Regions from separate parts of the Homo sapiens genome. Here region 2 is linked to region 1. Evidence: chromatin loops called from intact Hi-C (ENCODE). Cell type or tissue: endothelial cell of umbilical vein. All regions are shown on one strand. Each heading gives the region's core, and the rest is flanking DNA. Links, peaks and the distances in the headings are about the cores only. Region 1 overlaps FSTL5 (follistatin like 5). Region 2 overlaps FSTL5 (follistatin like 5).

What was found. Peaks named below come from ENCODE experiments on the same cell type or tissue, not always from the same donor. Only the 100,000 strongest peaks of a DNase experiment are listed, where the experiment ranks them.
Region 2: a loop joins it to region 1, with 20 times the contacts of the local background. A loop is called at or near these places in 4 of 110 quality-filtered maps.

What each region holds. Positions count from the first base shown.
Region 1 is chr4:161,557,590-161,574,497 of GRCh38, reverse strand. The region is part of intron 8 of FSTL5 (follistatin like 5); the gene reads left to right. Among named protein-coding and RNA genes, the nearest start is that of FSTL5-AS1, 460 kb to the left of the region's middle. In endothelial cell of umbilical vein, for the core only: no CTCF peak of the experiment used is centred there; a DNase peak (open chromatin) is centred at 7,847; H3K27ac peaks cover 1,963 bases.
Region 2 is chr4:162,123,854-162,140,761 of GRCh38, reverse strand. The region is part of intron 1 of FSTL5 (follistatin like 5); the gene reads left to right. Among named protein-coding and RNA genes, the nearest start is that of FSTL5, 32 kb to the left of the region's middle. In endothelial cell of umbilical vein, for the core only: no CTCF peak of the experiment used is centred there; no DNase peak of the experiment used is centred there.

The DNA.
Region 1 (16,908 bases), core at 7,202-12,201:
TTAGGACAAATACCTAATGCATATGGGGCTTAAAACCTAGATTATGGGTTGATAGGTGCAGCAAACCACGCTGGCACATGTATAACTATGTAACAAACCTGCATGTCCTGCACATGTATCCCAGAACTTAAAGTAAAATTTAAAAAAAAAAAAGAAAAAAAAAAGAAAAAGGAAAGTCATGTTTTGTAGTAGAAGAAAAAGATAGAAGTTGCCTGGGTGTGGTCAGGTGAATATTCTCTCCAAAAGATTTCCACATCCTAATTTCTGGAATATGTGAATGTTACCTTATATGGCAAAGGGGAGACTTGCACATGTATATAGTTTAAGGATCTTGAGATAGGAAAGTTATCCAGGTTGGTGCTAAATATAATTATAAGGGTCCTCATCAGATGAAGGCAAGAAGATAAAAGAAGGAAGCAGGATATGTGATAACAGAGCAAAAGGTTGTAGTGACTTGAGGAATGAGTCATCAGCCAATAAATGCAGACATCTTCAAGAAGCCAGACAATGCATGAACGTGGATTATCCCGTGTACTCTCCAAACCCAACTAACTCTACCCACACCTTGACTTTAGTTCAGTGAAACTGATTTTGGTCTTCTGGCCTCCAGAATATAAGAGAATAAGTTTGTGTTGCCTTAAGCCACTAAATTTGTGGTCTTTTATTCTTTTCTTTTCTGTCTTTTCTTTTGTTTTCTTTCTTTTCTTCTTTTCTATGTGTCTTTCTTTCATTTTCTTTTCTTTTTTTTTTTTTTTTTTTTTTTTGAGCTGGAGTTTCTCTCTTGTTGCCCAGGCTGGAGTGCAATGGTGCAATCTCGGCTCACCACAACCTCCTCCTCCTGGGTTCAAACGATTCTCCTGCCTCAGCCCCTGGAGTAGCTGGGATTACAGGCATGCACCACCATGCCTGGCTGATTTTGTACTTTTACTAGAGACGGGTTTCTCATGTTGGTCAGGCTGGTAGCGAACTCCCGACCTCAGGTGATCCACCCTCGGCCTCCCAAAGTGCTGGGATTACAGGCGTGAGCCACCGCTCCTGGCTTTATTTTCTTTTATCTCTCTCTCTCTTTTTTTTTTTTTTTTTTTGACAGGGTTTTAGTCTGTCATCTAGGCTGGAATCAGGGACAGTTGTGCAATCAAGGCTCACTGCAAGCTCCACTTTCTGGGCTCAAGCAATCCTCCCACCTCAGCCTCCCAGGTAGCAGGGACTACAGGCATGTGCCAGCACACTTGGCTAATTTTTGTATTTTTAGTAGAGATGGGTTTTTGCCATGTTCACCAGGCTGGTCCGAAACTCTTTGACTCAAGCAATTCGCTTGACTCAGCTTCCCAAAATGCTGGGACTACAGGCGTGGGCCACCACGCCTGACCAAATTTGTGATATTTCTTAAGGCAGCATTAGGAAACAAATACACTAAGTTATGCAATAAGATCTAATTACTAAACTGTCCTTTGACCATCTATAAGGGCTTGTTTACTTACATCTTGTTTAGGCCACCGTTCTAAGGGTCTCTTTTTTATAATAGCTTACCCCATACCCACACCATCAAGCCACCGTATCACTTTTTGATTAAATATCAGGATTTATGTCTTTTTAATGCTCTATGTTTTTTCTTACTTTATTGTAGCAGTTTAAACCATATCCTACCTTTATTTGTCAAGTTTATTTCTCACTTCTCCTACAGTCTGATTGTGGGTTGGTAGAGTTCTGTTTCATTCAGTCACCCAGTGATGCAGACATCTTCTCTCTTGAGGTCACAGTATCACATAGGACAATGCTATTCCATGTTCTTGCTCCAGTCTGTGCACTACTTGTTACTTGTACATGAGATAAATTATAGAAATTATAAGCTTTAAAAATTTTCTAGAAAGTTTATATTGCTATAGTATCTATGTAAGTAATCTTATTTTCTGGTAACTATAAAAATTAGAGGGAAAAAGATTCCCACCACAAATCATTTTAGCCTCACTTCCCTAAAGCCTTGGAGCCCTTCAGTGAGTCTTCTGTGTCTGTTTGGAAGACACCAGAACATGTGAAGGAAGGTGTGCAAGCTTTTATAAGGAAGGCCTTGTGGCAGCCAACAGCACTTTTGCCACTTGTCAGGGGTCATAATCAGTGCATTCTTCTTCTTTCTCTTTCTCTCTCTCTCTCTCTTTTTTTTTTTTTTTTTTTTTTTTTTAGACGGAGTCTCACTCTATCACCCAGGCTGGAGTGCAGTGGCACAATCTCAGGCTCACTGCAACCCTGAACTCCTAGGTTCAAACGATTCTCCTGCCTCAGCCTCCCAAGTAGCTGGGATTACAGGTGCCTGTCAACATGCCTGGCTAATTTTTGTATTTTTAGTAGAGGTGAGGTTTCACCATATTGTCCAGGCTGGTCTGGATGGTCTTGAACTCCTGACCCCAGGTGATCCACCCGCCTCGGCCTCACAAAGTGCTGGAATTACAGGTGCGAGCCACCATGGCTGGCCCATAATCAGTGCATTCTACTACAAGAGAGCTAGTTGTGTATTTAAAAAAGAAGAGGAAATACGTTTATTGTGTCTCTAGCCTAATTTTGTCACAAGATCACAATGCTCAGAAGCCTTTTGGGGGAAGGAAAAATTATGCACAGAGTCACTTCTCTGAGAAAACATTAAAGACACTCACGATGCCTCTTGGGAACAGGCAATTTTGGACCCAGCACCACAACAGAATTACCTGTGTTTACGAAATGCACTCCACAGGGATCTCACCAAGGCTCCACATTGCTTCAGTTGCCATATATTCTTTAGCTGACTCTGAATCTAAAATTGAGATTAATGTTTCTGAAGACTGTATCCTCCGGGGGATCCTGCTGACATATACCTCACCAAGAGGTCGATAATGTATTATTTCCTCTATTTATAAAGGTTCTCAATCTTGCGCAGTATTCAGTTTTTTGTTACATTTTCCCCCTCCTTCTAATGCTCTATTTTTCTTAATTGTTCCATTCTTTATTTTGTGAGAATTCAGTCACTTTATAACAGTTTAGCCTTCTTTTTGATGTGGACTTTTTTCTTTTTTTTCCTTTGGGAGGGCCGTCTGCTAGAAATTTGTCTTCCTTCCTTTTTATTTCTCTCTCCTTTCTGGCCCACACATTTTTGTTCCCATGTATTCTCCTCTATATTTTTCTGTGGGGTTTGTCACAGTGAGAGATATGAAAATATGATCTCTGTCTGCCAAAACCATCCACTGTTCAAATATTTTCCACCTTTTCCTTAGTGATTTGGCAGATCCCACCTAGGGGCTTTTCTCCCATTAGAGCAACATCTAACCTGTGCCTTAACATAATCCATTACTTTCTTTCCCAGATTCTTTTTACTATGTTTCATCTTGGCCGTGTCTTCCCTTGGAGTCTATTTTTTTTTTTAAACGGAGTCTTGCTCTGTCACCCAGGCTAGAATGCAGTGGCGTGATCTTGGCTCACCGAAACCTCCGCCTCAAGTGATTCTCCTGCCTCAGCCTCCCGAGTAGTAGCTGGGACTACATGCACCCACCACCACGCCTGGCTAATTTTTGTATTTTTAGTAGAGACGGGGTTTCACCATGTTGGCCAGGATGGTCTCGATCTCTTGACCTCGTGATCCGTCTGCCTCAGCCTCCCAAAGTGCTGGGATTACAGGTGTGAACCACCACACCCGGCTCCCTTGGAGCCTTAACTCCATAGATTTCCTGGTCATATCCTTTTAGGTCCAGAGCATAGCTGCAGGCTCACCTGCAATAACTGCTACTTTGAAATACATTAAGAGATGCCATGAGAATTTTAGTGTTCTTTGTCTTTCTTACACAATTTTATCTACGATGTTTGTAAACACTTGATAAAGATCTCTGAACTATTAGGAATTTTTCTTAATTATTTTTATTTTTATGTGTCCCCAACTTCATGCTTATGAAGTCAAGTCACATCCCTCCTCTACTTAAAATCCCATTGGCTCCCAATGTCTCTCAGATTAAAAGCCAGACTTTGAATCCCCTAAATAACCGTAAATGTTCTGATTTCTCAGTTTTTGTGGTATCTTCCTACCCTATTTCTCTTTCCTTTTCAGAAAAGAAAGTGTAATCCAGCTGCATTCAATGTACACTTCCTTTTGGACCTTATACATAACAAACATTTACACTTGGCTGTTTCCCCTGCCCAGAAGATTCTTCGCCAGATCTCCATAAGTCTCAGTTTCAAACTCTTTCAACTCTGCTTAAATGTCACATTTTCAATGAAGCTTACCCAGACTACACTATTTAAAATTTTAACTATGCCCCCACCTGCTCTTCACTCACTCACTGTCCTGCCCAGTCTTCTCCACAGCACAGTTTTTTCACCTTCTACAAAACTGCACATAGCCTAAAATACTCTACACACTACTTTTCTTCCTGTATTAATGTCTTTGAAATAAGGATACATTCCACTGTATTGTTACAAAAAAACAAGGGTATATATTAAAGAGGCAGCATTTTTAAATGTACATGAGTAGATGAATAGATGTTTCTCATTAGCTCCTGGTTCTGGAAAGCTTTGACGTATCCATTCTTTCTCCTCCCTCCCTGAGGTTTTTCATGTTCTTCTGTTGTTAGATTGCTAGGCCCCAACTCAGGTTTTATTCACTAGACAACTAAAACATTTCTTCATTGTCTAAGGATACTGTCCTTAAAAGAATTTAGTCCTTAGAGCCACAATGTGGGGTGTGTGTGTGTGTGTGTGTGTGTGTGTGTGTGTGTGTGTGTTTGTGTGTTGGACTTAAAGATCTCATTTTCCTTTTCATATCTGGCTGCTGTGTCCTCCAAGATGTCCTCTTAAATAAACTTTATCCAGCATAATCAGTCTTTCTTCCTCTATTTTCCTTTCATTTTCTACTATTTATGTTGTGATGGAAAATCAAAGGTATATGTTTTCAAACCACTTCAGTTGCTACTTGGTATCTTGAGCAAACCCAATTCTCAGAGACAGTGGAGGAACAGAAATGTAATTGCTGTCTTAGGCTTTAAGTTGGCAACACCTCCTTTGAGTTGTTTTTCTACCCCACCCTTGAAATTGATTTCTCTAAAATAAGACACTTTTTTCTTGGTGTAATGGTTTGAGACATTCCTTGGCTTAATGGTGGCCTTCACAACTTCCATGATGTAATTCTGGTATTTGAAACAGGTAACCCTTGGGCCCAGATCTTGGATACCAAGAAATGTTTATGGCAGCCATGGCTTTTTACTTTGTATTTGTTCATTAATTGCTCATGCTTGTAATCCTAGCACTTTGGGAGGCCAAGGAGGGAACATTGAGGCTAGTTTGATACCAGCCTAAGTAACATAGTGAGATCTCATCTCCACTAAAAATTATCCAGGCATGGTAATGCACACGTATGTTTTTGTAGTCTCAGATACTAAGGAGGCTTGAGCCCAGGAGGTTGAGGGTGTAATGAAATATAATACAATATATAATCTTTCTTTGGGTGAAGACACATTGTAGAAAGCCATGATAAGAAAATACATAAATAACAGAACTGGGGTACTTGCTACCTTTGAACAAGCCTCTCTTTATAGAAAGTTAACCCTGCAAGATTCCTTCTATATAACTAAAGACAGTACATGTAATTTTGTTAGTCAGTTTAGTACTGCTTAACTATAGCTGCTATTAATAATTTAGAGTAATAACCTATATTTGTGCTTTGTATTACTAATGGAAATTAGCTGCCTATGCATTAGGTAAACAACAACAACAAAAAAACTGCTTACAGACCTGGTTAAGAAACATAGCAAAAGCCATTTACTGATACATAAAATAACTTATCTCTGCCTTAGCCTTGATTTTTAAACCAGGCCAAACTTGATCTGTGTAATTCAAAGCTGAATAATGACAGCTCCTACATAGGGTGACCTGCTTCCTAATGTGTATATTTGTTAGACATAACTCTGCCTGCATAAACACAGCTATTCATTTATGGGGAAAACTTACCCAATAGGATAACATTAAATTATGCCATATTTAGTAAAGCTTAAGACCCAAAGCCACCTGCGGAGGCTGCAGCATATAAAAGCTAACTTCCCTACTGTAAAGAAGATCAGCTCTAAGGCATATACCATCAGGGCTAAGTTACCCGCTGAAGCTATTTCAAAAGCTTTGATTCTTCCTGGTGTTACTGTGTCAACTGCACTTTATTCTTTGTAAGTTTCTAGAGCGTTCTCAAAGCATCAGATGTTGCACATATAGGAGATCGGTAAAGAACACCACTCTCTTCTTCCTCCTGATCCTTGTCTTCAGAACCAATTAAGAGAAAGATGCAATAGTGATTGACATAAAGGACAAAATATTACCTGCATTGTGGGTAAAGCTGCCTAGAGAAGGTGGTTGAGATATATGGCAAATATGGACTCCAAAATTTGCCAAGTCATGGGCGTCGCTGGGCAACCCTAGACTTCAGCACACGGAGACAGAGCCAACACTGCTGATCTCGTATTGCCAAGAGAGCAGAATAGAATGCATCCTCTTTTCAGGCAGATCCAACACATGAGAAAGGATGAGTTCCATGTGCTCAATCTTTCTAAAAACACACCAAGCCAATGATTCTTTCCTCTTCCTACTTTGACCAAATGGGAAGATCGTTTTAGAAATTAAGTTAGCAATAAAACAGAACATCATTTTAAGGGTTGAAGGGAGAAACAGTCCTCTACATGAATCAAAGACGTGTAGATTCTCTTGTTTATAGGAGCAAATCTCAGATAGGTGACTCATTCTCAGATACTATTATTTTTTATTCACCTATGATTGACTTAGACTTAAATTCATTCAGCTAGAATTCTTTTACATAGGTAATTGAATGTACTGCATCTTGTTTTTGATATTACAAAGTTGTTTTCTTCATAAAATTATAATCTGGTTATATCTACACATAGATATTTAAATTAGCATGATATGGTTTACTGGACTAGGAGTGATATATCATAGATTACTTCTATGTATACAAGTACTGGGTAATGTTACAAAATGCTCATGAGGTGGCCAGCACTTAAAAAACAGTATAATGACTAATTAATGTAATGACACTTGTATAACAAGAGAGTGGAAAGAAGGTTAATGTGATAATGAGGCTTATTTGATCTTAAAGATTTAACATGAGGGCACTCTCAAGATAGCTTAATTAGATTTTAAGCACCTTTTGCAATTTGCATGTGTACTTGTTAATCCATATGTTTTAAAAATAAATTTTATTTTATTTAAATTAATGAATTTATCTAATCTCTTTCTCTGTGTTGTTTTACTGCTAGATGCTTTCTCAGATCTTTATTGTGTGTAATTTATGATTATTTCTTCCATATTATGTTTAAATTGTAGTTCAATTTAAAATAGTACAATGACATTTCTAAAGTTCAAAACAATAGCTTCAGATGGTTCGGGCAGTGATCACAAGTTATGACTGGAATTATCTAATTAGTCTTTATGTTATTTAGCATACTTTATTGTATCATGTAATACATAGTAAATTTGATTTCATTCATTGACATCTGTGTCATTTTTAAACTTGACCAAATGGGAAGAATGTTTTAGAAATTAACAGTAAAACAGAGCATCATACGTAATAGTAATTCAGAAAATAATTTGCTGCCTCTGGTGCACTGGGAAAATATAGAATACATTTTCACATGCTATACCTAGGCTTTTATGAGTTCTCCAGATTAATACCTTTTAACGCTTTTCTTATACTTATGAGTAATTATTATAATTCATTTCCTTGATTTTTGCTACTCCCTCCTTCCCTCCATGAGATACGAAAATATGTTAGTCATCACTAATCATCAGGGAAATGCAAATCAAAACCACAATGAGATACCATCTCACACCAGTTAGAATGGCCTTTGTTAAAAAGTCTAAAAACAACAGATGCTGGCAAGGCTGCAGAGACAGGAATACTTACGAACTGCTGGTGGGAATGTCAATTAGTACAGCCACTGTGGAGAACAGTTTGGCGATTTCTCAAAAAACTAAAACTTGAACTACCATTCAATCCAGAGATTCCATTACTGGGCATATACCCAAGAGAAAATAAATTGTTTTTTCAAACGATATATGCAGCCCTATGTTCATTACAGCACTATTCACAATAGTAAAGATGTGGAATCAATCTAGGTGCCCATCAACTGTGTATTGGATAAAGAAAATGCGGTACATATACACCATAGAATACTATGCTTAGCTTCCACTTATAAGTAAAAACATGTGGTATTTGTTTTCCATTTCTGAGTTACTTCACTTAGGATAATTGCTTACAGTTCCATCCAAATTGCTGCAAAAGACATTATTATGTGTGTTTTTTTTTAATGGCTGAGGAGCATTCCACGGTGTGTGTGTGTGTGTGTGTATATATATATATATATATATATATATATATATATAGTCCAAAAAAAAAGAAAAAAACAATAGATGTTGGCACAAATGCAGTGAAAAGTGAACACTTATACACTGTTGGTAGGAATGTACATTAGTACAACCTCTATGGAAAACTGTGGCGATTTCTCAAAGAACTAAATGTAGATCTATCATTCAACCCAGCAATCCTACTCCTACATATATACCCAAAGAAAAACAGGTCATCATATAAAAAAGACATCTGCACACATATGTTCACCATAACACAATTCACAATTGCAAAGATATGGAACCAATCTAAGTGTCCATCAACCAATGAAGAGATAAAGAAAATATCATATATATGTGTGTGTGTGTGTGTGTGTGTGTGTGTGTGTGTGTGTGTCTCAAGTTATACTACGTTCACAAGAAGGAAATCAGCACTCAGGCTAATCTTATAACAGAATAGGTTAACAATTAAGTGTTTTCATGCCATAGCAAAGATATTTTTCTGACCCACATGGGATTTTTGACATTTAAGTGGCGGGCAAACAGCAAGCTTTTGCATATTGCAAAAGGAAAACAGCCTGAAAAGGTACCAAGATTTCATTTCTGGCCTGCTTAAATTTTCTTTTAATAATCAAGACTGCCACTTGTGTAAGATAAATAATTATATATGAGGATCAGAGAGAAAAATGTGTTAATGCAACTAGCATTTTTTCCCTCAAAAACATATATATGTATTTATTTCAATATATTTATTGAGATTACATTAAGTTTATGTGGATTTCCATTTACTTGACATTTACTAAGCAAACCTACTTCTAAGAATTTAATGCCAGTCAAACATTTCATATTAATCAAATGCAAAAAGATGTTCTTATGGCTAATTATAATAAATATGATGATGATGATGATGATGATAGGCAAGATATGTCAAATGAATCCCAGAAATCTGTATAGATTGGAGGGCTTTGATTAGTTTTCTGTTAATACGGAGGTCTGAGAGGCACTTATGAATTCTTTGCTTTCGGCCCCACATTTTCAGCTAACACAAATCATTTTAAGTAAACTTTGCCAGAGGATAAGTAGAAGGTTCCCTGTACTGTGGCTTCTATGATAGTGATTTGGGAGTGTGTTTTATAACAAAATACATATAATTTTGTGCATCATATAGTTTTATAAAATATTATCAATAGAAAATATATCATTTGTGACTATCAGTGTTCTATCACTATTATAGATAATTTATGCTATTGAATTGGAAGTTTCCTCCAGCTCATTTTTTGATTTAACACCAGTGAATTTTAGAATAAAAACAAATAGTATGCAAGCAGAACACCTAGTGATAACACCACTCCTGACACCCGCAATAGGCATCTCCCCTACAAATGCTACTCTGAGTTAGAAGGCATTAAATAATAATAATAATTATGTCTTTGGAAGTATCTAAAAGTTTATAAATAATAAAAATGCATTTAACAGTAATTATCATGTATTAATAAAAGATTAAAGATTATAAGTATCATTTTGAAAGTGAATATTTACAGGTGATACATTACTATGTCAAGGAAATAGTAAATTGTTTATTGAAAGCAAATTTTTAGGAATAAAAATTAATAAATTAATTATATGAGTTAATTAAATAAATTATATTAGTTATCAATTAATATATTTCAGCAAATATTGTTATATTTTAGCAAAACATATGGTAAATAGTAGTGCCATCTATTGATAAAACTGAAAACTGCAGTTTCTCCTTAAGAAAACACTTTTATATATATATATAGGAATACAATTCCAAAGCTAATGATTCCTTATTGTTATGGCTATTATTATTTTATTATAGGATCAGGTCATATACTGGAACTGTGTTAAAAATGTTTGTGTGTGTACTTGCATGTGTACATATATATGTACACATGCATATATACACATGCATAATTTATAATTTGATGGTTCTGATAATATACATCAAGTATTGTTGTAGAATTAATTAGGCTGGCTGAGATTTATCTGAATAATGTAAATTTGAATACAAATATATTATTCACTCTGAAGAAAATTAATATCAAATGTTTATAAAATGTCTAGACAATAAATTTCAATGTGGATGAGGGGCATAGTTTTATTTTTATTCCTTTTATTATAATATGCAGATAATATTTTAACGCATAAGCATTTACATATCTTCTTTTTAGCACCCTACTATGACAATTTTTGTGTTGTTTTTTCTTTTCATTTTGGCTTAATTACATGTAGTAAGGCGCTACTACTTAGAAAACTTTCAAAACAGGTTGGCACTTCTAACCAATTTAGATTATAGTAATGTTATTCCCAATAATTCTAAATTATACAATAACTTTTCCAAATTTGCCTTAGTATAACTGACAAGAACAATATGTGCACTTTCTGGCCAAATTGTTGGGGAGAAATAAGACTACAGAAAAGATAGCAGTAGAGAGCAGTGGTAATATCCATTGACTGCTACGGGGTGATTAGATTATTTGTTGCAGGGACATATATGCCACAACATTAATAGGTACCATGGAGGAAGCAGTAAGATTGACAAAAGCAGAAATAATAATAAAGAAGCACAGCCTAAATAGTGAGGCACAAAAATGGAGGCTGACATGAATTAGAGCCAACTTTGAAGTACAATGACCACTATCAAACAAAGCCCAGGAAAATAACGGATGGTCAGAATGTGGAGAATTTGGAGCCCTATTCACTATAAGTGGAAATGTAAAATATTAGCACTTCTGTAGAAAACAGTATATTCATTTCTAAAAAAATAGCAATAGAATTGCCATACGATAAAGCAGTTCCACTTCTGGATATATAGCCAGAAGTTTTCAAAATAAGATCTCAAAGTAATATTTTTACACCCATATTCATAAGAGTATTATTTACAATAGCTAAAATATGGAAGCAACCCAAGTGTTTGTTGATAGATAAATGGAGAAGTAAAATGTGGTATGTCCATAAAATATGTTTCCAGTTAGGGTGAGTCATATTTAATATTGTTCACGGTTTGGAAGGCAGAAAGAAATGAAAAGCCACTTTTGAATGCGGGGACACAGCCACCATGTGACCTTGTAGCCCACACATGTTGATGCTAATCTAGGGCTCATGTTGTTGTTACATCCTTCAGACTTAAAAAGGAAGACCATTATGCAATATGCTACAACATGTATGAACCTGGAGGACATTATGCTAAGTGAAATAAGCCAACTACAAAATGATAAATATTGTATAATTCTATGTATATGAGGTACTTTCAGGAGTCTAAAATCATAGAGGCAAAAAGTAGTTATTGTGTAGTAGTTATGGAATTTCAACAGCAAGAGTTATGGAGATGAGTGATAGTGATGGTTGCACATTATGAATGTGTTTAACACCACTGCACTGTATACTTAAAAGCAGTAACAGGGTACATTTTATATTATGGGTATTTTGCCACAATAAACAAGGTTGAAAAAAATCAAATAGATCTGCATACACTAGCAATGACCAATCAAAAAAACAATATTAGGAAAAAAAACCATTTATATTAGTATCAAAAAATAGGTAATTAAGAGTAAACTTAACCAAATAAGCAGAAGACTTTTATACTGAAAGCCAAATTATAAATTATAGAAGAATTATAGAAATAAATTATAGAAGACCTAAATCAATGGAAAAACATACTATGTTGATAAATTTCAATACTTAATTTTATTAAGATGGCAATACTCCCCAAATTGATGGGCAGATTCAGTGCAGTTTCTATGAAAATCACAGCTGTCAGAAATTGACAGGCTAATCCTAAAATTTATGAGGAAATTCAAAGGATCTGGAATTGTCAAAATCATCCTGCGTGTGAAGAACAAACCTGGGGAACTCACACTTCCCAATTTCAAAACTTCCTACAAAGTGACAGTAATGATAGTGGTGTGATACTGACACAGCATAGACATAGATCAATAGAACAAAACTGAAAGAATTAGAGGAGGGAAAATGAACGTCCAGTGGGGAAGAGCAAGAAAAATTGCAAAACCATGAGCATGAACTGGAGTCCATGAGATTGGCTTAGTACCCATGTCCATTCTCATCGCCTCCACTCTCAGTAAGGTGGGTGTCCTGAGATTCTGGCTCTCATTGGACAGAACCAGATGCATGCCATGCCCAGGAATTGGCAAAGCTGAGGGAAAGTGGAACACTTGCAGACTGTTGTTCCACACCTACAACACGTGCCTTAGCTTTGCAACAATGTGTGTGGGCTACAAGGTTACATAGTGACTGTGCCCCAGCACTCAAAGTGACTTTAATTTTTCTTCTGCCCTCCAAACTTTGAACAAAATTAAATATGACCCACCCTAAGTGGAAATGTAGAAGAAAAAGAATTCTGGGGAATATAGTTCAGCCTAGCCAAGTTGAGACATTTACAAGCTACTATTATTTTTTGCTTTTTCTTCACACTAATGAAAACATACTGTATACACTTTTCTTTCTTTTTTTTTGCCTTGTTATTATTGTTCAGTTTTTTGAGCTACAATTTTTACCCCATTAAATTCCCTGTTAAAGTGCGCAATTTAGTGTTTTTTGGAATATCCTCAGAGTTTTACAATCCTCACCACTATCTTAACTCGATAACATTTTCACCAAACCAAAAAATAACCCAGAGCCAATTAACAGCCACCAGGCATTCATCTCAAACCATGCAGTTCCTGGAAATCACTAATCTACTCTCTCTTTCTGTGGATTTACCTATTCTCTCACTTTCCATTTATCTTCCCATTTTGACTGCCAGTTCTGTGAACTTCAAGCTCCAAAATCAGACAGGAAGATAAGAGTCTTACAGAGATACTTTTTCCAGCTCCTGCAGTTGAATTCTGTAAGGTCAAATTCCTGTAACAAATATTTATCTGTCTATCATCTATCTATCTATGTATCTATCTATCTATCTATCTATCATCTAAAATACAGTTATGCACTGCACAACAACATTTCTGTCAATGATGAACCACATGTAAGATAGTGGTCTTATAAGTTTATAATGGAGCTGAAATATTCCTATTCCCTAGGGACGTCGTAGCTATTGTAATGTCACAGTACAATGCATTACTCACATCTGTGGTGATGCTGGTGTAAAAATTCTACTGTGCTACCAGTAATACAAATGTATGGCATATACAATTATGTATACTACATAATACTTGATAATAATAATAATAAATGACTATGTTACTGGCTTATATGTTTACTACGCATTTTAGTGTCATTTTAGAGTGTACTTCCTCTATTAATTAAAAAAATGTTAACGGTAAAACAGCCTTAGGCAGGTAGTTCAGTAGGTATTCTAGAAGAAGGCATTGTTGTCACAGGAGATGACAACTCCATGTGTGTTATTGCCCCTGAAAGACCTTCCAGTGAGACAAGACGTGGAGGCGGAAGACAGTGATATAGATAAAGACAGGACCTACACAGGTCCCCTGACCCTGTGTAGGGCTCAACTAATGTGTGAGTTTGTGTCTTAATTTTTAACAAAAATGTTTAAAAAGGAAAAATTAAAATTAAAAAATTGTATAAACAGAAAAAAAATCTTATAAAATAAAAATATAAAAAATTTGTACATTTGTACAATGTATATTTGAAGCTAAGTGTTATTACAGAGTCAAAAAGTTGAAAAAATTAAAAAGCTTAAAAAGTAACAAAGTTACAGTAAGCTAAGGAAAATTTATTATTGAAGAAAGAAAGTTTTTTTATAAATCTAATATAGCCTGAGTGTTCAGTGTTTATAGTGTACAGTGGTGTATAATAATGTCTTAGGCCTCTATATTCACTCACCACATACTCACTGACTCAGCAACATCTCATCCTATAAGCTTCATTCGTGGTAAGTGCGCTATACAGGAGTACCATCTTTTATATTATATCTTACTTTTACTTCACCTTTTATATGTTTAGATATATAAATACCATCATGCTACAATTGTCTACAGCAGGGGTGTCCAATCTTTTGGCTTCCCTGGGCCACAATGGAAGAAGAATTGTCTTGGGCCACATATAAACTACACTAACACTAATGATGGCTGATGAGCTAAAAGAAAAAAAAATCACACCAAGAAAACTCATAATGTTTTAAGAAAGTTTACAAATTTGTGTTGGGCTGCATTGAAAGCTGTCTTGGGTTGCATGTGGCCTGGGGGCTACAGGTTGGACAAGCTTGGCCTGCAGTATTCAGTACAGTAAGATACTGCACAGGTTTGTGGCCTGGGAGCTATATTGGCTATACCATATAGCTTAGGTGTGTAAATAGGCTATAGCATCTGGGTTTGTGTAATTACAGAATGAGCTTCCCATGGTGACAACATCACCTACCAATACATTTCTCAGAACGTAGCACCTTCATTAAGTAAGGCATGAACACATTTTACATGCATATGATATATATATTATGCATAATTATATTTATAAGTTTATACATAAAATCTCCTTCAAAATGCATGAGAAACCATTAACAGTTTGCTTACAGGAATTAATTTGCTTACAGGAAGAGAGAGAAGTAGAAAACAGTAAGATAGAAATGAGAGGGAGACTTTTCACAGTGTACTTTTTGTATGTTTTAGCTTTTCAACCATGTGAATGCATTGTCTGTTCAAAAATAATGAAATTAGAAGTGACAATTTTAAAACTAAAATGTACATTTGAAAAGTGGAAAGAGTAGAGGATGAATGAAGAGATAAAGGACAATGAAGAAAAGTAAGAAAAAAAGAAGAGGAAAGAGAGAAGAAATAGAAGGAGAAAGCAAAGGAGAAGAAAGAACAAGGAGGAGGATGGAAGGAAATAGAAGGAAACAGCAGTTATTTTAGGAGTCATCAGAAAGTTAAGAGTTATTAGAAAGAGGAGTCTAATTAGGAAGAGGAAAAAGGAGAGGATATAGATTAGAAACATCAATGCAGGCTTTTACGAAGAGATTCACCATATATAAATCTTGAGAAGCTAATACAGACCAGGTAATGAAGGATATTTTAGGTTGAGTAGTTTGGATATTAATCTGAGAAACGGAGAATGCAGTAAAGGATTTTAATTAGATTAGTTGCAACATAATACTTTCAATTTTAAAATAACTTTGTCGGCAGTATGAAGAATGAAGAATGGATTTGTGCAGGGCTGTTGAGAAGAAGAGCAGTTCACAGGTTTTGCACAAAGGCTAGAAATAGTGAAGGCCTAAACTGAAGGAAGAAAAATGTGAAAAATTGAGATCAAATTGATAATAAATATGTTGCCATAAATAACTGGATTGGGGTTGGTTGGGAGAGTTACTAATGAGTTAGAGTGAAAAGTCACAGAGGGCTACCAGTTTACTAATTGGGCTAGATAAATAGTGACTTCATTGCTTTCAAATGAACTTATAGGAAGCATGCTATTTTTACTAGAAGGTGGCATATTGAGAGATGACCTCTATGAATTGTTGGTGCCAGCAGCCACTTTTCCACTAATAGTGTGGAATAGCAGTGAACTATATTAAATACAATCAGAGGGAACCAGAACGGTGTGGACGCAGAGAGTATCTAGGGACCAGGAACAGAGGATTGAGTGAGAAAGTTAAGAGTAACATTTTGAGAGTTCCAGTGGGGTGGCATTTTTCTTTGAGCTACTCAGTGTAGACTTGTCTTTACTACTGATATAAATTATGTTTCTTTAAAGTAGACCAAAAATATTTAATTACACTTTTTAATTTTGAGATAACTGTAAATTCTTATGCAGTTTTAAGTAACAATGCAGAAAGATCCTGTAAAACTGTAGCACATTAGATTGCCATATTGACATTGATACAGTCAAGTTGCAGAAGAGTTTCATCACCACAAAAGCCCTAGTGACACCCTTTTGGAGCCACACTGAGCTCTCTCCTACTCCCACCAACTCATTAACTGCTGACAGCCACTAATCTGCTCTTCCTTTCGATAGTTTATTATTTCAAGAATATTATATAAATGGAGTCATACACTGTACATCCTTCTGGGATTGTTTTATAAAACGTTTTTCACTCAGCATAATTATCTGGATATCCATCTGCATTGTTGCAAATATCCACAGTTCATAGCTCTTATTGCTGTATAGTGTTCTATGGTATGTACGTAAAAGAGTTTGTTTAACCACTTATTTGCAGAGGAACATATGGGCTTATCTCCTAAGGACACATTCTCAGAAAACATCCCCATCTTTAAGCGACACATGACTGAACCTTAAGGTTCAGTTTATATAACTTATATGAGCACATATAACACATATGCACGTGTTAGATTCTCAAATATGGGCTTATTCTCTATAAGTTACTCAGGATTTTTCTCATTTAAGATATCTTAGATTTATTTTTGGGCAATATATGCAATATACGTAACTTAGCTCATTCTTTTTTGTTGTTTAATAAAATTTCACAGTATGATAGTATGATAATCTGTTCAATTTTAATATTGATGACTCAGATTTCACAAGTTACTCTTATATGCAGTGTGTACATAATCATCCTTGTACTTACATACTGGTGCTTTAATTTCTTTAGATTAGCTTAAT
Region 2 (16,908 bases), core at 6,692-11,691, 570 kb before region 1:
ACCTCCACTGCTGTTACCTTTGAACAAGTCAGCGCTATTTCTACATCGATTATGTTACTCTTAAGACTGATCTCCTTGCTTTTTTATCTCTATCCTTAATGTATTATCAATACATCAGTCTGAATGATCTTATGAAACCTAAGTCAGGCAATTTCACTCATCTGTCAGATCCTCCAATGTCTTCCTATTTTATTTAGAGTAAAAGCCAATGTTATTAAAATGAGCTGCAATGACTTGCTCAAACTGGTCCTCACCCCTGTTAACTCTCTGACCTCACTGGATTCTTTCCTTATGATGACTTGCAGCTTTCATACATTAGTTTTTACTGTTGTAAAGATTCAATAGTTAAAAATAAAACCAAAGTTTCCTTATCCACTAAATTAGTGATGGGCTCTTGGGTTGTTACTGGCAATTTACTATTAAAAACAATGTTACTATAAATATTTGTGCATATATTTCCTTGAACACATGTGAGAATTTTCTAGGGTATTCCCACAGGAGTAGAATTGCAAAGTAGGTGAATGTTCAACCTTACTAGACATGGTGAATAGCATTTTAAAGTGATTGTGCCTATTTACATTCTCATCAGCAGTATGTATTTTGGTTGCTTCCTATTCTCACTAGTACTTGATATTATCATGCTTTTTGAAAAAAAATGCCAACTGGTTAGAGTGTAACAATATATTCCTAATATTTATTGGCATTTACCTAAAAATAGTGAAAGTGAACATATTTTTAGATATCAATGAGTTTCTTTTACCGTTTTCTTTTTTACAAAATTCCTGCTTAGGTCTGTTGTCCATTTCTTCATGGAGCTTTTTGATCTCATGCTGTTGATACAAATTCTTTGCTGATGACAAAGATAAAACAAAGATCTTCCAGTTGTACCATGTCTTTTTACTCTCTTCATGGCATCCTTTGATGTAGTGACATTCTTATTTTTGTCACAATATAATTTGCAGTCTTTTATGATGTGTGACTTTTGTTCCTTGTTTGAGAATTCCCTCCTTACATACATTATAAGGAAATTTTGCTGCATTATGTTTTAAAAGTTTCATAGTATGGCTTTTCATAGTTAATAGATGAAGACTAGATTTTATACCTTGTGTCAGAGAGAAATTAATTTTTTTCATATAGCTATTCAACATTCCTTGCACAATTTGTCAATCACATAATTCATCTTCTGACATTTATGTGCAAAGTCTGCTCAGGAAAAAGGTAAAATTTTATGTATGCTGCCTCTAACTTTCGCCTAATGTGGTGTATATGTGTATGTGTATGTGTGTGTTTGTGTGTGTGTGTGTGTGGGCGTGTGTGTATACTTTCATGATATGTCTTGAAATATGGTTTGAAAAATCATCTCCCTATTCCTTCTTCAGGAATTTCTCAGATGTTCTTGGCCCTTCCAATTGTCCTTGAAATTAAAATCTGCTTATCAAATCCTACAAAGAACTCCATTAAGGTATATGTGGCCATAAAGATAGAGATAATAGATACTGGGGACTCCAAAATGGTTTCCAGGAGTTGGAAGGGAGGGGAGCATTAAAAATTATCACCTGGGTACAATGTTCATTCTTTTTCTGATGGGTACACTAGAAACCCAGACCTCACCATTACACATTATATTCATGTAATAAACCTGTACATGTACCCCAGAATGTAAAATTTAAAAAACAAGTAACTGAAAAGATATGGGGAAAAAAGAAACCTATTAAGATTTTAATTGGAATTGCACTAATTCTATAACTCAGTTTGAGGAATATTGATAAATTTATTATAGAGAGTTATTTCCAAATGTTTCCATTTATTTAAGTATTATTTAATGTTTTCAATAAAATATTTAATTTCTTCCGTAAAGGGCTTCTACATATTTTTTATTGGCATTCTTCTGTCAATTGAAAATACATCAAATACGTTTTCTGATGGAATGTGGTAGTCTAAAGATTTTCGATTTTGTGTTGCATGTCAGATTTCTCTTTCTTCTTTTGTTTCATCAAATCTTACTTATTCTAATAACAAAAATACATTTAGGATTTTCTTTGTAAACAAGTACTTTATTAAAAATAAACAGGGTTTGTCTAAACTTTCCAATTATTACAGATTTTATTTTATTATTTTTTTAACTTCACTGATTAGGACTCCAGTACAATCCTAAACAGTATGGGTAATAGCAAGCATTTTCCTTTGCTGCTGGTCTTATTAAAATTTATCTCAGTAAGTATGAGAGTCTTGATATTTTTTCTTTTTACATTAAGAAAAATAGATGTCTTTTTAAAGATTAAGGATTTTCCTTCTATTCTTAGTTTGGTAAGAGTGTTTATCATACGTTGACTTTAATTTTATTAAATGCATAGTATCTGCATGCACTGAGATGTGCTCTAGTATCAGATTCACTGTCCTTTAATCTGTAAATGTGGTAAATTACAATAACTACCAATCAAACTAATTAATTCAGCTAATTACCTAATAGAAGTTCTGTAACTCTGAAGAGTTTTCTCCATCACTGTAATTTCTCCAAAACTGCTTCAAATTCAGAATAGAGCTGGATTATTGAACTTCACATATTACTTAGTACATTGAAGAGCAAGAAGGCTTCTGTAGATATAAATATAAGTAATATTACATGTATATATATTTTACTTTCTTATTTCTGCTTTCATGGTGTTGCTTTTCAGCTATCAATGACTTAAGCAAAATTTTTAAAGCTTGCTACAGTTCTTATCTTTTGCTTCTCTTTCTCATACCCCACCTTCCCACCAGCTCTCTGAGTACCCTTGGAACACAGGAGTCCCCCAGCTTGCCAGGAGACTATAGTCACTGACATATGTTTCACACTTCCATTACCCCTAAATGTACTTTTTATCCTCCCTAAAAGCTTAGGTTAATTGACCTTACTTTGTTAATGAATGTGTTAGTTTATGATATGCTAGCTATGATATTGCTTTTCGATAGAAATATAATGGTATCATATAGTTATAATTAGCAACACCTCTGGAAAACAAAAGCGTTTTTTGTCTGTAAGTTGTGAACATGTTGGTAGACAGGATAAACCTTTTCCAAATGCTATTTGTTCCAACTTTTTCTTTTTTGCAAATTTGTAAATAATACAAATGTCTACTGCCAAAGAAGGACAACTTATTCAATCCATCAGTTAATGAGCATTTGTTGTGACAAACTGAACTAGTCATTCGGGCAAAAAAGGCAAAGAACAGTCTCTTATAAAGAAATCCTGTAGTGAGGGGACAAATTTCAGATGTGGTTCCAAATGTTAAGACAGATTTTGTTATATATGTGTGTGTGTGTGGTATGTGGCCACTAGCCACTTTGTTCTTGTGTAGCTAGAATTCCTTGTTCCTAAAGCAAATATTACCTTCTAATTATAATCTCTGTAAATAATCCCCCAGGTCCTGGCATATTGGATGACTAGGCAGTCTTTAGATTTTTAATATGTGAACTTTGCTAAGATGTGACCTAGGAAATGGCTGATAGAGATTTGACATTAATAAACTATTAAATGTGCATATTGAGATATTTTGGTACATATTAAAAGTATTTATTTTGTGGAAAATATTTATCAGTTTTTGTTTATTTCTTGCTCAGAGAATTATGATGATGACTATTGATTTATAGCCAAGGTAGGAAAATAGCTGAGAAAAAGTTAAAGTATATTTTAAACATGTATTCTCTCTTGTTTAGTATGGTTCATTTTTTTCAGTTTTGTTTTGCTTAATACCCACTATATGTAACTGGGTTGCCTGCATATATTTATAACAGCCTGTTTCAAAGTTTCATCACAGGTCTATTTATCCCTTAAAATGTTCTTCTTTTAAAAAATAGAAATTTTTGTTAAATATGTTTAAGAAATTCTGCATACTACAGCTTCCTTTTGGTGTTTCCAAAACATATTATCATACTAAAGTCTCTGAGAAATGTTTCAGGATTTTTTTTTAATCTCAGCATTTCCAAACCTTATTTAACCATCTAAGTCTGTTTTCTTTCTATATAAATATCCAACTAATACATCACTAGTGTTCTGCAGAATACACTTTGGATAATATAGTTATAGGTAAGAAATGTATAATTTTGCAATAATACTTTAAACTGAATTACTTCCTTTTGGTATATGAATGGCTATATCTACAAGCTGGATTTTTGGCATGGATTCACAGCCTTTTTCTAATGTTTTGGGCTCATTGATCCACTGTTGTAGAGTTCTGTCTAGGTTTCTTGGTTAATTCTCCAACCAAGTCCCCATCTCTATTCCAATGAATTTTATAGGAACCCTTATATCTACAACTCCCCCCACTCTAAAGATGTAAAATCGAAATTTGACACACTCTCAGTAAGTAGTTTGGTTTTCTCATGCATTTACCTCCAAAGTATTTATCATGACCCTGTGAATCCTTCAGACTGATCTTCAATTCCTCTCCTTTTCCTCTAATAACCGGGTTCTCATCATCCCTTACAGTCTTGCCCACTTCGGTATGACTATTCCTAAAGATCTCACAGCAAGATGTTAAATATGCATGTTGAGATGTTTTGGTACATATTAAAAATATTCATTATGTAGAAAATATTTATCAATTTTTATTTATTTCTTGCTGGGGGAATTTTGGGGTGTGGGAGAGAGTGTATTTTTTAACTTAAGACATGTTTCTGAGATATGGGTGTATCACAGTGGAAAACTACAGTACTCAGTCACATTTCTGAATTTGGGGAGAGAAGATCTGTAAAGGATTTTGATTTAGGAAAGATAATATATATGGCAACCAGAGTCACAAGAGTGCATGAAAAGCGAGATAGAATGTGAAAGATGAAGATCTAAAACAGAAACTCATTAGCATAAAATGTGTATAGAGAACAAAAGAAAAATGAAAGAGATTTTTGAACATCCTTCCGAGAAGTAGTAAAAAATCCAAAAATTTTAGTGCCATGAAATAAAATTCAGACATTGTTTTAAGATTAAAGACTCGATCATTTATTCAACAAAATATCTAGAAAGCCATTTTATCTGCCAGGTACTACACTGGTGCTAGACTACAAAGATAAACAATACAGTTATAATCTCTGATCTCATGGAGCTTAAAATACCTTATACCCAAATATTTGGGAAAAGCCAAGGCAGATGAGAAAGTAGTAAGAGGGGCCATTCATTAACCTTAACAGCAATGAGGCTAAAAAGGACCCAGGGAGATAACTTTTTATGGAGCAGAGGTGGAATAAGCCATATTGAAATTGATTGAATGGTAAGGCATTTTTATTTTAGGTTATATGTATGAAGAAAAGATGTAAATATACCAAACTATGAGCTTTCATTGTCTCTAGGCTGTGAGATTGCAAGTTATTATAGTTTTTCTTATCTGTATTTTTCTCACATGTATTTTATAAATGCCTACAATGAAGGTATACCCTTTGTATTAAAAAACATATAATTTATTATAACAAAAGAAAAAAGAAAAACTACCTTATTGAAATAAATTATTATGTTTTAAATATAAATAAAATTGAGGTATAACATCATAGACTAATAGTTTGATAAACATAATGAGTTTAACAAGAGTATTCAAACAAATAATAACAATGAGAAAACTTGAGTAAACCCACTCTGAGGACCTCATTGTTCTGACTGGCTCCATAATGAGCTAATTAAGTGGAGAACTGCAGAAACTCCACTTGTACTATGCTGACAATTCACATTTACCAAACTAAGAGCTGGTAGTTTTTAAAAAGTAGTAATCAAAGCACTGATTTATGTAGTTTCCAAGTTAGCACATGCAAATGCTTTCAAAACGTAGAATAGCTTCAATTCCCACCAGTTTAGCAGCTGACATGATTATGTTCATGAATCCTCTAGGAAATTGAGGAAACGGTAATAACAACCCTACTTAACAAGAGAAGAAAAGGACTGCCTGGCTGACTGTATAAGTTTCCTGTGTTAACACTGATTATAAACATCGGTGGTGGTAAACACAGCCATTGCATAAGATTGAGTTGTGAGCATTTATGGGAAAATGAGATCAGCAGCCATGATTCCATTCTATTAAAACAACTCCTCCCAGAACTATGTAAGATAATACCTTTGTTGTTCTCTCTTCCCTCTAGCAAGTGAATGGGACTATGAAATTACAATCTCCATGAGCTAAATGAGAAAGGGTTAAATTGTTAATTTTTCTTCCAATGGTACTGTAGTGTTTAAAAAATATACCTTGGAAACCAAAGAGTTATTAAGTTGTTTTGTTTTGTTTTCCAGGTATATTTCATGAACAAATGAAAATATTTTTGAAATATTCTCAGGTGGTCTACCATGTCATTTAACAGAAAATAGTGTGTAATTGCTAGCCTGAAGCTCATCAACCAATTACACATTAATATGCAGCTTCTAATATATAAGACCGCAGGGGCAGTGAAATCACATATTTTAAAACTGATTACTTTGAGTTACTCAGTACACCTCTAGGTCCCTCTGACAAAAATTATTCTCCCTCAGGTCACTTCCACTAAGCCTCCATGGCCTGAGATACCACCGTGCTTAAAATATCCAGGATGATTCTTATTCCTCAACATTTTACAATGCAATAGCCCAGAGATGGAGGTGAAAGAAAATAAACTGGATATAGTAAAAAGGAAGAATCACGGGAAGTATCAACTAGAAATTAGAGCTCTAAGAAACCATGGCGATCACCCATTCCATGTTTTAAAGTTGACAGACAAACACCAAAACAATTTCAGTGATTTACCCAGTGAGGCACAAAGTTGGGGCCAGATCACAAGTCCTTCAGTGCTAAGATTAATTGCCCTTCCAATGGGAGCATCATGACTCTAGCTGTCGAGAGAGGCAAGGTCGTCAGAGAATCTCAGAGAACAACTGGTTGGCATTGGCTATCCAGGTAAGAGAGAATCCTTACTGAGAAGAAAGGAAGTTGAATTTCTCTAAATGTATGCTAAGATCTCTATCCTTTATCATTATAAAGCTGCTTTCTTAATGTTCTTTAAAAACAGACACAGAAGAATTGAAGCATAATTTTATGGCTCCAACAATAACACATTTAGGAAGTTTTGTCATTTTATGGTAGACTTTCATTCATTCACTTATTAAATATATATCAAGAGTCTACCATATGACTGGCACCAGCTGAAATACTCACCTTATGTACAATAAGGGCTATATTTTAAGGTGTCTGAATGTTACCAGTATTTATATTAAACAAAAATCTTACATAGAATGCCAAAACTAAACAAAAACAAAACAAAATGAAAAACACGACTTAGGTGAGAAGAGAAAGAAAGCATTGAAAGTTAAAGAAAAAGCCATCAATTAACAATGACTGCCTCTCCTACCTGGTGTGCTGTAAAAACATGAGTAGGAACCAAAAGAGCTGAGTTTTAGGGTGACCTTGTAACATACTGTCTGTGTGACCGTGGAGAAGGTACTCACCGACTTCAGCCTCACTCGTGCAATCATTTACTGCAGACTAGACTTTTTGTTCTTCCCTCACTTTCAATGCCATTTAGACTCAGAATACTGTTAGAAGTTTAAATGCATATGAAAATAATTGATTGCGTTCAACACTACAACCTTCTGAACAATATTAGAACCATCCTGGCTAACACAGTGAAACCCCGTCTCTACTAAAAAAATACAAAAATATTAGCCAGGCATGGCGGTGGGCGCCTGTAGTCCCAGCTACTCAGGAGGCTGAGTGAGGTAGGAGAAGGGCGTGAACCCAGGAGGCGGAGCTTGCAGTGAGCCGAGATTGCGCCACTGCACTCCAGCCTGGGCGACAGAGCGAGACTCCGTCTCAAAAAAAGAAAAAAAAATTACATTACTACCACTTTTTCTGCTTAACTTTGAAATTTCTAATAATTAACAAAGGTCCGACTTCTAAAAATTAGTTATAATCACCTAATACCATGTGAGAGTTTATAGTTTCCAGGCTGACAATCTGGGAGCCAACCTCCTCCTCTAGAAGATAAAATGGAGGTAGCTTCACCTGGAGAGCAGATGGTAAAAATTCAAAGATAAATTCAAATTATCTGCAATTTTTTTGAGTGCAGCTTCTTCTTCATGTTCTGAAGATTATTTCAAGAAGCAAAGATAGTTTGCACATCTATGCAGTAGGCATAGATGTCCTATTGCCAAACTCTGAGGAACAATGTGAAATGTAGGTATTTTTGTGTCCGGAATTGGTGGGTTCTTGGTGTCACTGACTTCAAGAATGAAGCCACGGACCCTCGCGGTGAGTGTTACAGTTCTTAAAGGCGGCATGTCCGGAGTTGGTTCCTTCTGATGTTCCGATGTGTTCGGAGTTTCTTCCTTCTGGTGGGTTCGTGGTCTCGCTGGCTTCAGGAGTGAAGCTGCAGACCTTCGCGGTGAGTGTTACAGCTCACATTTTTAATGCCACTGACAATTGCATCTCAGTTTAGAAAGAATGGATTTTTAAAATTCTCAAGTGTGCCATATTTTGCCTCTGATGGAGCACTGTAGTGCCTACAATTGTTTTCTGGCCCCAACCCTATAAATGAGGGTACTTATATAGATAACAATTCTGCCTGCCCCTGTTTAAGTAGAGAACACCTAAACTTAAACACTGAAATCACACTGTTTATTTCTTAATGTTTTAAGAATGCTGCATAGTCACCCACAGATAATCTGCTAGACTTTGGTATAGAAGTTTTAATTCAAACGCTTTGAGGTTAATCTATTATTCACCTGAGTATAGCAGATATGATAGAGCAGTGTTTCACAAGTCTGAGGCTTGCGCCACCTATATTGCAATCACCTGTGATCCCTGTTTAAATTGTAGATTCTTGGATCTCATCTAAGACCCCTAGAATCAGAATATCTTTGGTCTGGCCTAGGAACTTTTATCGAACACTCTCTACCCATAATTTTCTTGCCTGCCAAAATCTGATAAGTGTAAATATGGTATAAGGTCTGCTGGTCTATGACTGCGGAAAAAGAGAAGGCAGGCTAGGAAAGTTAGTGAGGTGGAAACTAGCATCGAGCAGTGTCATTGCAGACACCAGTGGGCTCTCACTTTGTGGCTGAAGTTTCTGACTCATTCTCATGCTACTTATGTCTTTCTAGCCCAGGGAATCTTCTCTCAGTGAGAAGCCCCTGCTGCAGTAGGTACTCTCCAATTGCATGGGGTAATTTTATATCATTGTGCCATTTGATTACTATAATCTCTGTAAATAGAGTTGAATCGTTTAGCCACATCCTCCAGAGATCCAAAGTATATCTTTTGGAACGTGAATGCAATTTGAAATGAAGCCACCAGATGGCCAATTTTAGAAATGATCAATGAACTTGTTCCTAAGTGGACAACAGGTCCACACATTTTAAAATTTTTTATATAAGCAACTTTGATATTTTTATACCCACAATCCATAGTTTGTCACCATGTGAGTATAAACAAATACATTCATTCATTTAATATAAAATATGTTTAGGGCTTTATTAGTGGCTTATAAGTGAAAAGATATCCTCCAATGAGAAATCAATCATGTCCTATGGGCACTCAAATTACTCAGATAATACCTGAGATTCTAATTCTATTCAATTTAAGGGTGACTGTTTTAGTAAAGTATTTTTGCTTTAAATATATTCTTAAGTCTTCTAAAGGGATATTACAGCTTACAGAGCAGACAATGATCTATAAACCCATTGGACCACCACATTTGCAATGAGCATAATTTGTGTTCTAATTCAAATGACATGTTTATATAGGCTATAAGTATTTGGGCCAGAAAATATGACTCTCTAAAATAATATGTGATTAAAAGTAATTTTTATTTTCATTTAATATTCTTCACATATCTAATATGTTCAATGTGTTATTGGCCATATTTAATATCTATATTATAAAAATATTGATAAAGTTAACATTTAAAAACTATATAGCCATGTGAATTGTAATTAATTAGAATCTCTTGATTTTTGGTCATCATGAATAACAGTGATCCAAATCTTTTGTCAATGTGTTCATCTTGGGCAAATCACTGCACATTCCTAAGCCTCAGCTTTTTTTGTTGCTGTTATAAGTTTAATTATTCATATAAGCTATGTAATATAGAGCCTCAAATAAGGTAATCACTCAGAAAATGTTTGCTATTGTCATTATTATATTGTTTTTACTCTGTGGGGCTTGACATATCTGGAAAAGATTTTTCTACAGTTTTCTTTGCCCTAATGCAGCTTGTATAAACACAAAAAACTAGGAATGAAAAAATCACTTGTACTTGAAGTTGTTTCTTATTTAATATAGACTAATAGTCATTTGAAAAAATATAGTTGTAAGGATAATAAGCTTTTGTTCACATAGGGCATGGATATTTAGTTCTTACGCCTTTCTAATCACTTGCGTAGGAAACACAACATTCTTGTTTGATTGAGCTTGTTTTAAAAGACTATATGCAATTTTCAAACTCATGAACCTCTTTATTATGCACGTGATAAGGGTTAAATGCATAGTTATCATGAAACATTTAACACTGTATTACTAAACCTACGGGTTTAGGAATATTCCTTCCTCCTAAGAATGAACCCACATAGACAGTGAAAACAAAAAGAGAGTTTTTCCACTTTCAGACACATGATTTTTTTCCTAAACTCTTCATCAAGTGCACAGGGATGGCAGACTACAGTCATTTTACAAGACCTCCACTTCGTTGCTTAAAATGGCAGGGCGATTTCAGAAAATGAAAAATGCTCAATATCTATGTGGACTTTATCCCTCTAGGCTCTTTAGAATTCTATTGCTTTATATTTGTAATCTCACTGTGTTGTCTTCCTAGGATATATTTATAGTGCTAGCATGTTGCTTCTTTAAAAAGAGCACATTTAAAATCTTGTGATGAGTAAATCTCAAAGAAATGATGCCTCTCTTTGATTAAATCTTTCCTATCCTTCCTTCATATTATAGATATTTCTGACTACTATCTCTAAAGCTATACAATTTGGAAAACTGTTCTGATTACTTATTTAAATTTAGCATCTGCATAAAACAGACAGAATAAAATTGTTTAATTTACATTGAATTATTGTGTAAGACAAATTTGAGAGGATTATTTTTTCATTTTGTTTTGTTTTCAGCATTGGAGCTGTGAGATGCCTTCTCTTATTAATACTGCTATGATATATTTTGGTGACTATTTTGGAAAGTTTCACCATTACACAGCAAGGCTTAAGTCCCTTCTCTGGGACAGATTGTAAACAATGTTCTGTTGATATTTTTGATTAGTGTTTGTTGATTACTGTGCTTTAATTAAGAACTTGCTATGTAACATCAAGTATATTATCAAAGTTTTTTCTCACTTTATCTTTTTGTAAAGAATATGACAATTTGCAGAGATTTGTTTGGAGATATTAAATTCCAGATGAGTTTTCTGGGAGATATTGTTTTAAAGCTTAACATACAAATGATATGCAGTAGGTTATCATTATAATATTTGAAGGATTACACTTTAGGTAAGGTGTGGATTTGAACAAAACTAATGAGTTAATTAACCATAAAAATAGAAAGTCTCGGCCAGGCGCCGTCGTTCACACCTGTAATCCCAGCACTTTGGAAGGCCAAGGCGGGTGCATGACCTGAGGTCAGGAGTTCAAGACCAGCCTGGTCAACATGGCGAAACCCTGTCTCTACTAAATATACAAAAATTAGCTGGGCGTGGTGGTGGGCGCCTGTAATCCCAGCTACTTGGGAGGCTGAGGCAGGAGAACAGGAGAATCGCTTGAACCCGGGAGCCGGAGGTTGCAGCGAGCCGCCCAGATGGCGCCACTGCGCTCCAGCCTGGGCAACAACAGTGAAACTTTGTCTCAAAAAAAAAAAAAAAAAAGTCTCAAACAGTAAGGTATTATAGCTGAAATTAACTTGGGATAACATGCTGCCAATATGTGACCAATATTTTTTATATGAAGTCTTTTACAATGAGAGTCATTTTAAGAAAAATATTTAATTTGCAAACATCATTGTAGATATATGCATACTAAATAATGAAATACATAGGAAGATCGGGAAAAAGAAAATACCAACAGCTTTTTTCTATTTTCTTAATCTTTCTTCCTCATCTTCTATGATATTGGAATAATCAGGTGGAGTTATTCTATTAGAATCTGTCTCAGTCCATTTAGGCTGGTATAACAAAATGTCATAAGCTGGGAAGGTTATAAATGTCAAGAATTTATTTCTGGAGGTTGGGAAGCCTAATATTAATGCAGATCTGTTGTCTGGTGAGGGCCTACTTTGTGGTTCAAAGAAGGTGGCTTCTCCCTATGTACTCACATGGTGGAAGGGGCAAGGGATCACTCTTAACCCTTTTTCATAAGGGTACTGTTCCCATTCTGAGAGCTCTGCTCTCAGGACCTAATCACCTCATCCCAAACCCACCTCCTAATATTATCACCTTGGTTGTTAGGATTTCAAAGTATGAATTTGCGTGAGACAGAAACATTCAGACCACAGCAAAACTTCTGATGAAAACTTGAAAAGACTCTGGGTTTTAGAAAACTTTATATCTAGACATATTGCTCTACAAATATGTAAAAATACTACAGACATATTACTAGAAGTAATTAGTTATATACAATCAGAGTTTAGTTCATCATGCTGATTCTTTTTATTTATCTGTGAGAAAGGTCTTTGGACTCTATAAATTCTAAGGTGTCTTTCAAATACATATAAAATTCTAGTTTTACATGTTTCATGAATTGGATTTATGTTGCCACCAAATTAACTTTAGCATATTAACTATTTGGACCATAGTTTTTGAAAATCTGTACAACTGGTGGGATTTCTTTTAAAAAGAAATGTCTTTAATAATCATTCCCTTAGTGAATAATTTGAATTACTTATAGGCTGTGTATCCCATAAATGTGTATTCCATTAATGATCTTCCAATGTTATCATCAATTTTCTTCACCCAAGGGTTTCTGTTAATGCATATATAAAATAATCACATGTCAACCCTTGTTTATAAAAGATCTCATTCAGATTGGCATTTTTTTTTCTTTTCTGTCTTCCAGATTTTCATAGTAATGTCTCAGTTCTATCCTTAAACTGTATATATATTAGTATTTTCAGTTCAAATTTGCATGTAACAAAACTCATGAATGCACATAAAAAATTACCTACTTCACTTTTATCACAAGAAAACTTTATGAAAATCCTATCATCTAAGTAACTTCAAAGAAACAAAGGTTGCAAGATATATGTTGTCATTAAATGCCTTACAAATGGTATTTCTGTGAAACTTAAAAAAATGCTTGAATGACTTTTAAGTTTATTTTTGGGCTCTACCCAATAAATAGTTAATGTTTGATTCATCCTTGCAGGTCTAATAGATACAGATGAATTATAGTGTGAGCATGCCTCAGGTACACCAGCAATTTTAAAACAGAACAAAACATACTGGTTACCTTACTTAGACTTTGAGGCTATTACAAAGCATAAACTATAAAACAGTAATAAATAAAATATAAAAGGGGAAATGAAAAAGGCATAGCTTTGTGGGGGTGTACGAGGCATAACTGGCAAAAGTCAAGGGTTTCCGAGGAAGTAGGAAAGGCAGCCTGGAGATTTAGCTCTTTGGGGAAAATGGGGAAGACAACTTTCTATTACAAGTTCTTGGAAGCTGCCACAATCAAACCAGTCCCTCAATCCAGGGACTAGGACAGTATTGATTTGAGGTGGGGTAAAAGGCTGGTCAATGGTGCGGCTTAAATAAAGCTGTGTGTTGAGAGAGGTGGATGCTTAAAAAAACCACGACAGTCAGGCAAGCTGACCACTAGGCTGGTGACTGAATCTGCAATGCTCTCAGCATAGTCAGATGGTGGAAGACAAAAGTTGCCAGTATCAGCATTGGAGGTAGACTTAAAAACACAGACAAACACGTACCATCTGTCAGGCCCACATGCACACATGCACACCCACAACCACCAAGTAAATACATAAGTGCATAAGATTATATTCCAGAGGAAATAAAATTTTGTAAAAGCCTGAATTTTTAAAAATGCATAATGCCCAAAAATCACAAGAAATTACAAAATGAAATCAGAATAAGTTAAATATAAAATAAGTTGTTACTTTTAAAAGACAAAATGATGTAAAATCTTGACAAAAAATCTATAGACATTTAAGTAAAAGTTAAATGGAGAGGCTACACATTAGATTATACACATTAGATTATAAAAGGAAAAAATGATGAATTGTAAATACTACTGGAAATTTCATCAAAATAATATGCTAGACTCCGAAGAGAAAAAGTAAGTTTAATAAAAAGGGTGTTAAAAACTACCAAATAAAAGACACATTGCCTACAAAAGAATCATAATTAGATTAACAGGAGACATCTCATCATGTTTTAAATGCCACAAGACATTTGAAAGTGTTGGGAGAAAGTTCTAGAATTATTCACATATCTAAGATTTTAATAAAGTTATTATTTCAATTAATAATTTTAATATTAAGGGCTAGTCAAAAATTTTAAGATACAAAGAACGGGACATGTTGCCTTTTATTGGCCCACATTGAAAAACTATAGAAAGGTTTATTTCAGCATAAAAGTAACCTCTTAGAAATGTATGGAATACAAGGAAAAATGGCAAGCACAGCAGTTAAGTAACTATTGACTTTAATTGTAATAAAAATTGATTTCTTATATTTTAAAGGTAGAATTATTATTCTTATTAATTTCATATGTTTGGTAAAACATTTTTAAAGCTTAACATTTTGTCTTCTTCAAAAGAAAGATACATTGAATATTTTAGACTTTGTAGGCCTCTACAAAGAGAAAAAAGGAGATAATACTGAAAATGTTAACAATCCAATATAAAGTATGAAAGAAAACAAAAGAATCAAAGATATACAACAGTAAACACACACAGGCACAAAAGTACATGTAGAAATATGTTCAAATATATTAGCAATCTTAATAAATGTAAATATATGAAATTTATCGCTTAAAGATAAATTTTTGTTATAGTAAAAAAACAACTTTATACACTGCTTAAATAATAAACACCTAAAGTAAATTACACTAAGGATTAAAAATAAATGCAAATCAAATATGAATTACAATGTCTGATGAAGACTGTATGCGTTCATTCTAAAGTGAATATGGAAGAGAAAAGAACCAAGGATTTCCTTATTGAATATCAAGAATTATTATCAAACTCTAGTAGTTAAAAGCTGTGGTATCTGCATAGGAATAGATAGTTTAATGGAAACAAATAGAGAACTTAAAAACATAACCACAGATACAGGTAAATCCCACATCTAACCAAAAGAGAATTATAAATCAAATAAACTTTTCAAGAACCATAGTTTACTTTCTACAAGAATAAAATAAAATCTTGTCATTATACTGTGCCTCAAAATTAATATCAGGTCAATTAAAAATTCAAATAAAAAAATTTAGTTACAAATATACAATAACATTTTTTAAACTGCAAAGGTAGTTTTTCTCAAACATGACAGCTTTATCATAAACCATTAAATAAGTCAGTGAATTGATGCATTATAATTAAAAGTTGTATAAAGTAAAAATTAAAAATATAATTAAAATTTCATTTTTATAAGATAAAATGTCCAGAAACCAAAATTGATAGAAAGCTGTGTCCCCTGGGCTAACGGCCCTACTTGCTTTATATGTAATTTTACTCCTTAAGGGTTGGCCTTTGCTATTTTTGTGTTTGCTGTAGGACAATCAGTGGGCTGAATCAAACTTACAGCTTGCTTTTTAAAGAAAAGTAGTGAAGGCCAGGCGAGGTAGCTCATGCCTGTAATCCCAGCACTTTGGGAGGCCAAGGCGGGCGGATCACGAGGTCAGGAGATTGTGACCATCCTGGCTAACACGGTGAAAACCCGTCTCTACTGAAAATACAAAAACAAAATTAGCTGGACGTGGTGGCGGGCGCCTGTAGTCCCAGCTACTCTGGAGGCTGAGGCAGGAGAATGGCGTGAACCCGGAGGGCCGAGGTTGCAGTGAGCTGAGATCGCACCACTGCACTCCAGCCTGGGCGACAGAGCGAGACTCTGTCTCAGAAAAAAAACAAACAAAAAAAGGAGTGACCTAAAAGAAGCTTTTGAGTATGTTTTGATAGAGTCTCCAGCCAGCGTTCAGTATTATTTTGGCTGCTCTCTGGCTGTTCAAGGGCTCATTTTTCAATAGATTATCTCATTAAAGAGACTTTTATCTATCTCATCCTCTGCCCAGAAGAAGCCATTATGCTTTCCGGTTCTAGTCCTTTAAGAACAGAGGAAGGGAGGTACACTTCACTATCAATCTGGGCCCAACCAGTTATACTGGGAATTTTATATTCATTACCTAGAGAAGAGGAGAGAATGGAGAAAGAAAGTTGCTAAAAATTACTGGTGGTCAGGCTTACTGTGTGGATTTTACAGAATTACAAGGGTTCTGAAGCAGGCCATAAATGGGTTGGATGATACTACTAAATTTTTTACACCTACCCTCAGTCTAGAAACAGCATCTTGATGGAGTTGCATATAAATTCTAATTCTGTGTTTCTTAAATTCAATGTAATAGCTATCTCTAAATTTAATTAGAGGCGTCATTTCAAAAGTTCACTTGTGTAAGCTTCTCAGATATCATACTAGTACCAATGTATTGTCTTTATTATCTGTTAAAAGCATTTACTTCAAAAGACATAAGACATATAATTTTAAGTGTTGTTATGGATATATTTTCTGAACTCATCTGAATACTCTACCTAGATTAGTGTATTTTTTGTTGACAGATTATCAAGAATTTGAAAGCTCATGGTGTAACTGTGCCTGGAACACATTATATATCCAATAAGCACTTTTTACTGTTATATTATAAAACACTATGTTGCTGCTTTCTTTTCACCTTTCTTCAGTTTTTTTTTTTCTTTCAAAATCTGAT